Regions from separate parts of the Homo sapiens genome. Here all the other regions are linked to region 2. Evidence: chromatin contacts called from ENCODE Hi-C or POLR2A ChIA-PET data. All regions are on one chromosome and are shown on one strand. Each heading gives the region's core, a stretch centred on a gene start or an enhancer-like site at or near the end of the contact. The rest is flanking DNA. Distances are from core to core; before and after follow the strand shown. Region 1 holds the start of RALY (RALY heterogeneous nuclear ribonucleoprotein). Region 2 holds the start of MAPRE1 (microtubule associated protein RP/EB family member 1). Region 3 holds the start of BCL2L1 (BCL2 like 1).

Region 1 (2,700 bases), core at 1-2,500, 1.2 Mb before region 2:
TTCATCCACAGTATAGTGGACAACGGCCCAGAAGTCAGGGAAAACCCAGAGTTATGCCCCTAATTAAATGGTGTGACCCAAGGCTAGGTAAAAATACCCTCTGCACTAAGAGATGATACATGCTCACACCAGGAAATATTAATAAATAATAGGTACTGGCACCACTCCTTTGCACTTCTGTGGCTACTGTGACTTGGAGAAAATTACTTGACCCCTCTGCGCCTTAATTTCTGCTTTTGTAAATGAGGATAAACCAGAAGGCCGTTGTGAACATTAAATGAAATAAGGCTTGGGAAGTTCCTGGGTGAAGTCTCATTAAATGTTCCCTGTCGGTGTTAAACACTTCTTTCACATATTAGTTCCCTCCCTGAATCCACGAACACCCCGCAAAGCGAGTTTCCTTCTTTCCCCCCATGTCACCGAGAGGCAAACTAAGACTCGGCCGCCAAGGAGGCTGAGTGAAACGCGGATACGGCCCCAGTTCGAGGGCCCGTTGTTGTTTCTCTCCGAGCCCAAGGCGTGCAAAGAGCCCAGAAGAGGCGGGAGCCGAGGCAGGACAAGCTCTGCGCGCCTCCGGGAGCCCGTAGACCCAGTCCGGGTTAGGAGAGCCGGAAGCAGCCGCGGCCGGGCCCGCCTGCGGCCTCCCCGGAGCAGCCTCCGTTCCCCTCCCTCCGCCCCTCGCCGGGCGGGGCGGGGCACGAGCACAAAAGACTCCAACTTCCGAGCGGGCGCGGGCCCACCCAGCCAACTACTGGCCCAGACTTGGCCCGCGGAGAGAGCAGACAGGGAACGCCGGGAGCAGGACCGGGCGCGGAGGGCTGGGGCCGGGGACCCGGGGCGGCGGGTCCGAGTGGGAGAAAGGAGCGGCGGAGGGGGCCTAGAGTTACTCGGGCTCCCGGGACTCCCCGAAGGGCAGAAATAAGTTTCTAAAAATAGGCAGCGGCCTGCCGGAAGAAGTGAGTGAACGGAAAGGCACAAAGCACACACCCTCCCCGCACCCCTAAGGAGACGCCCGCAGTCCCCACTCACCCGCGCCGAGAGGTCTGGAGGAAGCCGCGCGGCTGGGAAGGAGGCGGTACTGCCGCACTCGGGGACGTAAGGGAGGGAGGAAAAGGGCGGCTGCGGCGGGAAGAGGCTGGGCACACGCGCGGGAGTCGTCGTCGTCGCCGTCGCCGCCGCTACCGCCCCCTCAGCTTCTCTGGGTTCCGCTGCCCCGAGCTGGCGCCGCTCGCGCGCCCCGCCGCACTGACAGCGGCGCGAGCCCCGCAACCGCGAGCCCTGCCCTCGGCCGGCACCACTGAGGCGCGCGGGGGTGGGGGCACCCGGAGCGGCTCCCCGCAGCTCGGCTCCGCCCGCCGCTCCGGCCCTGGTTCCGGGCTCTCCTCCTTCTCTGTCTCCTGGGAAGGACACGGTGACACGAGCACGAGGAGTCTGCAGCCCCGCCCAGAAACAGCCCGGCTTCCCAGGCGCATGGGCTCTCCCCACCCTCTCAGCCTGGCTTTGGAAAGGTCCAGAGCTTCGGCGGGGACGGGAGGAAGGCGGGGCCAGGGTGGGGCCTGAAAGGGAGGAGGGACTGAGACGCGGCTTGGGGAGGCGGGGCTGGGGCGGGAAGAGGGCAGCTTGCACAGGTTTGGAGCCGAAGTAGGGGCGGAGCTAAGATGGTGATGAGGCCCTGGGAAGAGGGTCGCCGGACCAGTGGGGAAGGCCGTGCAGGAGATGGAGAGCCGGGAACCAGGACAGCGCTTGAAAGGAGATGCTGTGGGCGGGGCTAAATGGAGAATCGCCCAGAGGGCGGAGCCACGGGTGGAGGGAGGCGGGGCTGAAGAGAAGCTTAGAGTGGGAGGAAGATGGAAGCGGGCCTGAAGGAGGCGGGCCCGGAAGCAGGGAGGGGAGGAGGGGCCCCGGGGGTGGCTACTCTGGGCGGGTGCCGGAAGGAGGCGTGCCCCAAGGAAGGACTGAGGGGTGGTGCTTGAGGTGGGCGGGGCCTGGAGATGGCGCTCAAATCTGCAGGCTGTGGGCGGTGCAGGAGGGATCCGGAAGAGACGAGGCAGGAAGAAACTCCTGGTCCTTTCGCTTTTAAGGAACGTGCCACCTAGACAAGGTGAGGGTCGCTCTTCGCTGCCTAATCTGGGACTGGGCGGAGAGGCCGCGCTAAGGGTGATCTCCGAAAAAGATGCAGGAGATGTTTTATAACTTGATCCAGGTGCTAGTCCTCTCTCCTACACATTTCTCCTGTCGGGATTTCTCACTTTCAGTGTTCCAGCCTCCGGTGAACCAGTCTTCCTAGTGAGAGCACGAGAAGCCCGTTGTCCTTCATTCCTCAGCTATGGATTTCCCTGAAAGTTGAGAACTGACCATATTCTCGATGCCTCCTCCGACCTGTGATTTCATGACTCACATCGCTTCCCCAGAACCTGCTTAACAGACGGGATTCCTGAGAATGGAGCAGAGTTTGAATTCAGAGTCCTGGCTTTGCCATACCAGCAGTTATAATTGTCCTTCTGTTGTTTGATGACCTCCCTGCCCTGCTTCAAAAGGAAGAGAAATCAAAGAGTTGACGACCCTGAGCGCAAGGCCTGGGACGTTCTTCCCCAAACTCGCTTTAATATCACCTTCTCAAAAGAACTCTTCCCTGAACACCTTGTCTCAAGATGTTCTCTAGTTTGTCTTCTTGTTCTGTCATTTATTTGTCTGTTCATT
Region 2 (2,700 bases), core at 33-2,532:
ACAACAGCCTGGCCAACATGGCGAAACCTCGTCTCTACTAAAAAATACAACAATTAGCCGGGCTTGGTGGCGCGCGCCTGTAATCCCGACTACTCGGGAGGCTGAGGCACGAGAATCGCTTGAACCCGGGAGGCGGAGGTTGCAGTGAGCGATGGTGCCACTGCACGCCTGGGCAACAGAATAAAACTCTGTCTCAAAAAAAAAAAAAAAAGGAAGAAGAGAATCTCTCTTAAAGACAGTGTTAGTATTAAAAGACACAAAGCCACATGGAGCACTTAACAGTGCTTGACACAAAACAAGTGCCCAACTAACAAAGAGCTGCTATTATCATTACTACTGTTAGAGACATGCCATCGGAGAAGCGGATGCCCGGCCTAGCATAACCTCCCTCAATGGGCCCCAGGATCCTCATCCCCAAAATGGGGCAGAGGTCAAGCTCTGCCCTGCAGCATCCGAGGGCAACTGTGAAGTAGGGACTGAACTAGCACTGTTGATACCATCCCGTTATACTGTCCTCCTGCTCATCATAATGTGGATTCCTGGAGAGCAAATCTTTGTTCCCGGGAAAACAGCCAGGGTTTAGCACGGTGCCCAACACCTAGTGGGCATTCAATAAACACACACTGAAGAAAGGAGGGAGTCCAAGAGCTGGCTTACTTTCTGCCATACATCGCGCTAAGAGTTTAATGTGGGTAGTATTACTGTCCCCGTTTTACAGATGAGGAAGCTGAGATCCACAGCGGTTAAAGCACCTGTCCAAGGTCACACCGCACGGAACCCAACCCAGGTCTGACTCCACCACCCGATCTCTCGGCCCTCAGGCAACACGGCCTCCCACAATGTGCGTCCCCAGAGCTCCCAGGACGGCCCACCTCGCCCACACCCTCCCAGGGCCCAACCACCCTGGGACCTCCAGTCGCTGCAGCGCAGGGACCACACCTCAGCGGCGGCCCAGAAACCCCCACCCCGCGTAGCAGCAGCCCACTTCCGGCCCGAGACCCCGCCCCCTGAGCAGAGCGCAGCGCGCGCCCCCAGGCCCAGCCCGCGCGCGCCGGGTGACGGCCCCGCCCTTCCCCCACCCGGCTCGAACAGCACCGCCGTGTGGAACGGCCCTGGCGCTGCCCGTAGGGCCTGCCCGCGCACGCCCGGCCTTGGCCCACGCGGCCGCCCCCCCAGCCGCACCCCCCGGGCCCGCTAGCCGGCTCACCGGCTCTCGGCAGAACCGCGTCCACTGCCCGCAACCGGCTCCGGTTCCGTCTTCGTCTCGTTCAAACCGCCAGACCCCGCCCGCCCGCCCGCGCGATGACCTCACACGCACCCCCTCGTTACGCGCCGACGTAAAGGCTCGCCATCCTCCGCCGGCTCCTTTTATAGAGAGGGTCTCAGCCGCGCGCCGGGGGCGGAGCTCGGCCCCTGATCCACAGAACGGTAGCCGAGGGGCGGGGCCCCGACCGCCGGGGCGACTGCGGCACGTGGTCGGTCGCAGCCAATGAGGTCCCGCCTCGGCCCGGTGTGACTCAGTTACAAAATCCCTATGGCAGTAACCAAAAAGAAAATTGCTTTTACAATGAATTTTTTTTTTTTTTTGCTTAGAGATGTATGGAGGTCTCGCTGTGTTGCCCAGGGTGGTCTCGAACTCTTGGCCTCAAGCGATCCTCCCGCCTTAGCCTCCCAAAGCGCTGGGATAACAGGCGTGAGCCACCGCTCCCAGGCTTACAATTAATTTCTGTAAGAATGGGTTATTGAATCATAAAGATACCTAATAGACACTTTGGGGAAACGCTTAGAAGTCAACTTTCTGGGCCGGGTGCAGTGGCTCACGCCTTTAATCCCAGCACTTTGGGAGGCCCAGGTGGGAGGATCACCTGAGGTCAGGAGTTTGAGACCAGCCTGGCCAACATAGTGAAACCCCATCTCTACTAAAAATACAAAAATTAGCCTGGCGTGGTGGTGGGCGCCTGTAATTCCAGCTACTTGGGAAGCTGAGGCAGGAGAATCACTTGAACCCAGGAGACGGAGGTGGCAGTGAGGCGAGACTGCACCACTGCACTCCAGTCTGGGCGACAGAGCAAGACTCTGTCTCAAAAAAAAAAAAAAAAAGTCACGTTCTGTGACGCCCCCGCCCCCCCATCTGCAATATCATGCGGCATATTTTCTTCTTAGTACCATAAGAAGGCATCTTGTGCCTTTACTGTCTGTCTCCTGTAAAGTCCACAGGAGCAAGGACCTCCTGAGTCCTGTTCCGGGTTGTTTCCCAATGGCTGTACATACATTCTCTCTTGCCCACTCCCTCTTTTTTTTTTTTTTTTTTTTAAGAGATGGGGTCTTGCCATGTTGCCCAGGCTGGGCTGGTCTCCTGGGCTCGAGAGATCCACCCGCATCGGCCTCCCAAAGTGCTGGGATTACAGGCGTGAGCCACCACACCTGGCCCTTACATTCTCAAGAGAGCCTTGGCTGAAGGAGGAACTGGGCTGGGCGTGGTGGCTCACACCTGTAATCCCAACACTTTGGGAGGCCAAGGCGGATGAATTACCTGAGGTCAGGAGTTGGAAACCAGCCTGTCCAACATGGCGAAACCCCATCTCTACTAAAAATGCAAAACTTAGCCGGGCATGGTGGTGGGCGCCTGTAATCCCAGCTACTTGGGAGGCTGAGGCAGGAGAATCACTTGAACCTGGGAGGCAGAGGTTGCAGTCAGAC
Region 3 (2,700 bases), core at 87-2,586, 1.1 Mb after region 2:
GTGCTTAACCACAAGGCGATGCTTCTTCTATATATAAACTGACGGACGGATGAAATAGGCTGATTGACTGATGAGTGACTGACTGACTGACTGAATGAATAAATGGAAATGTGATTATAAATGTTGATTTTTTGCGCCTCCCGATTCCCCAGATCTACCGCGAGGGGGCGATCTCTCCCCGGTCCTGATGCCAGTCACTCAAGGCGCGCACTCCCTTTGCGTCTCGGGCTCGCGCGCGTTGCCGCGGCACCGGAAGTGACTGAGCTTGCAAGTTCCCCTGTCTCTTCAGGGGAAACTGAGGCCGGCTTGTTCGGGAGAGACGGCGCGAGCAGTCAGCCAGGTAGGCCGGCAGCCAGGTAGGCCGGCCCGGGTCCGCGGCGCGGAACTCGGCCGCGAAGAGCTCTTGCGTCTGGAAGCTACCGGGCCGATGAAGGGGGATGTGGCCCCCCACGGCTCGCGGGGCTCGCAGGTGAGAGCGCCGCCTCCCCTGTGCGTGACAGCCGTTGCGCCCAATAGGAGCCTTCGCCGTCCCGCTTCCGTGCCGGCTGGGCTCGCTGATTGGCTGCGCTGGGGCGGACCGCCGGGGGCGAGGCCCCTCCTCTCAGGAAGGTCTAGGGGGCGCCCCCGGGGGAGGGCGGTTGCCTAGCAACGGGGCGGTGGCTCGGCGGGTACCCGGCCTAGTGAGCTCGAGAAGCCGCTAGGCCGCAGCCGGCCCACCCTGGGCTCCGGAGAGGTGCAGCCCCCGGCCCCGGAGCCCTCCCGGGGGCGCCAGAAAGCCACTTTGGGCCTGTCCCCAGGAAAACGTGGTCTCAGCTGTGGGGCCGTCGAGCAGGCCTCGACCCCTCTTCCTGACCTGAGGAGAGGCCCAGCGCCTCACCCTCACCCAGTCTTTGTGCAGGGCGCCGGCGGCCATTGTGTCCGGGCGGGGAATGGAGGACCCGGCAATCCCCAACTGCCACGTTCTGGGCCTTTGGGGAATTCAGAGCAAACCAGCGGCATTTGTTGGGGGTCTCCGGCCTTCAACATCACAGACAGGCCTGGGGGTGGCCTTCCCAAAGTCAGATTGCAGATCTGAGGCAGTTTCCCCCTCCCTGCGTCCCTCACTGAAACCTTGAACCCCATTGAGAAGTCCCTTTAGGGTTTCGGACGCCTCCACCTCACCCTGGGCTGGTGCTTAAATAGAAAAAAGAAAAACAAAAACCAACTAAATCCATACCAGCCACCTCCGGGAGAGTACTCCTGGCTCCCAGTAGGAGGCGGAGAGCCAAGGGGCGTGCAAGAGAGAGGGGGCTGGGCTCCCGGGTGGCAGGAGGCCGCGGCTGCGGAGCGGCCGCCCTCGATCCGGGCGATGGAGGAGGAAGCAAGCGAGGGGGCTGGTTCCTGAGCTTCGCAATTCCTGTGTCGCCTTCTGGGCTCCCAGCCTGCCGGGTCGCATGATCCCTCCGGCCGGAGCTGGTTTTTTTGCCAGCCACCGCGAGGCCGGCTGAGTTACCGGCATCCCCGCAGCCACCTCCTCTCCCGACCTGTGATACAAAAGATCTTCCGGGGGCTGCACCTGCCTGCCTTTGCCTAAGGCGGATTTGAATGTAGGTGGTGCGGGGGAGCGGGAGTGGGGCGGGGGGGACTGCCCAGGGAGTGACTTTCCGAGGAAGGCATTTCGGAGAAGACGGGGGTAGAAAAGGCTGGTGGGAGATTCAGAGTCCACTGGTGCTTTCGATTTGACTTAAGTGAAGTATCTTGGAACCTAGACCCAGACCTTCGTAAGACCCACAAAGAAACCAGTTCTGGTACCTGGAGGGGGAATGGAATTTTTAGGGTAAATGGCATGCATATTAATTATTTTTTTTTCCTGAAGCTCTTTCTCTCCCTTCAGAATCTTATCTTGGCTTTGGATCTTAGAAGAGAATCACTAACCAGAGACGAGACTCAGTGAGTGAGCAGGTGTTTTGGACAATGGACTGGTTGAGCCCATCCCTATTATAAAAATGTCTCAGAGCAACCGGGAGCTGGTGGTTGACTTTCTCTCCTACAAGCTTTCCCAGAAAGGATACAGCTGGAGTCAGTTTAGTGATGTGGAAGAGAACAGGACTGAGGCCCCAGAAGGGACTGAATCGGAGATGGAGACCCCCAGTGCCATCAATGGCAACCCATCCTGGCACCTGGCAGACAGCCCCGCGGTGAATGGAGCCACTGGCCACAGCAGCAGTTTGGATGCCCGGGAGGTGATCCCCATGGCAGCAGTAAAGCAAGCGCTGAGGGAGGCAGGCGACGAGTTTGAACTGCGGTACCGGCGGGCATTCAGTGACCTGACATCCCAGCTCCACATCACCCCAGGGACAGCATATCAGAGCTTTGAACAGGTAGTGAATGAACTCTTCCGGGATGGGGTAAACTGGGGTCGCATTGTGGCCTTTTTCTCCTTCGGCGGGGCACTGTGCGTGGAAAGCGTAGACAAGGAGATGCAGGTATTGGTGAGTCGGATCGCAGCTTGGATGGCCACTTACCTGAATGACCACCTAGAGCCTTGGATCCAGGAGAACGGCGGCTGGGTAAGAACCAAGCCCCTTGTGTGTCCCTTTTCTTTGGCCTCTGGTCAGAGATCCCCAACAGCCCTTCTTCTGTATCTCTTTCTGTTGTGTTGGGTGATTGTTGGAGACGTTGATAGTTGAGGAAACCTGACTGGCCTCATTTCACCACAAG

What was found. Hi-C counts contacts between places; a loop is a spot of excess contacts on that map. ChIA-PET counts read pairs that join two places held with the same protein, here RNA polymerase II (POLR2A). Pooled maps may share reads with other maps.
Region 1: a map of CD8-positive, alpha-beta T cell shows a loop between it and region 2 (15-fold over the local background). The contact joins the promoter of RALY here to the promoter of MAPRE1 in region 2. A Hi-C loop is called at or near these places in 2 of 168 maps with a recorded cell type or tissue (CD4-positive, alpha-beta T cell and CD8-positive, alpha-beta T cell), 3 of 37 single-sample maps with no recorded cell type and 12 of 50 pooled maps.
Region 3: a pooled map shows a loop between it and region 2 (12-fold over the local background). The contact joins the promoter of BCL2L1 here to the promoter of MAPRE1 in region 2. A Hi-C loop is called at or near these places in 1 of 168 maps with a recorded cell type or tissue (HepG2) and 6 of 50 pooled maps. POLR2A ChIA-PET finds 5 or more read pairs at or near these places in 2 of 52 experiments (Caco-2 and Panc1).

Annotation. Positions count from the first base shown.
Region 1 is chr20:33,992,461-33,995,160 of GRCh38, reverse strand. RALY (RALY heterogeneous nuclear ribonucleoprotein) reads right to left here and starts at 1,250. Exons shown (of 10, transcript NM_016732.3): 1 at 1,030-1,250. RALY-AS1 (RALY antisense RNA 1) reads left to right here and starts at 794. Exons shown (of 2, transcript NR_109886.1): 1 at 794-956; 2 at 2,256-2,673. RefSeq lists silencers at 530-859, 1,080-1,129, 1,190-1,319, 1,500-1,609, 1,780-2,029 and enhancers at 1,807-2,333, 2,270-2,349.
Region 2 is chr20:32,818,536-32,821,235 of GRCh38, reverse strand. It overlaps MAPRE1 (microtubule associated protein RP/EB family member 1), which reads right to left and starts at 1,282. Exons shown (of 7, transcript NM_012325.3): 1 at 1,208-1,282. RefSeq lists enhancers at 1-233, 234-903 and a silencer at 976-1,565.
Region 3 is chr20:31,721,504-31,724,203 of GRCh38, reverse strand. BCL2L1 (BCL2 like 1) reads left to right here and starts at 1,336. Exons shown (of 3, transcript NM_138578.3): 1 at 1,336-1,586; 2 at 1,856-2,549. The coding sequence starts at 1,986. RefSeq lists enhancers at 238-437, 207-961, 968-1,027, 962-1,717 and silencers at 468-917, 1,124-1,418, 1,318-1,427, 1,478-1,597.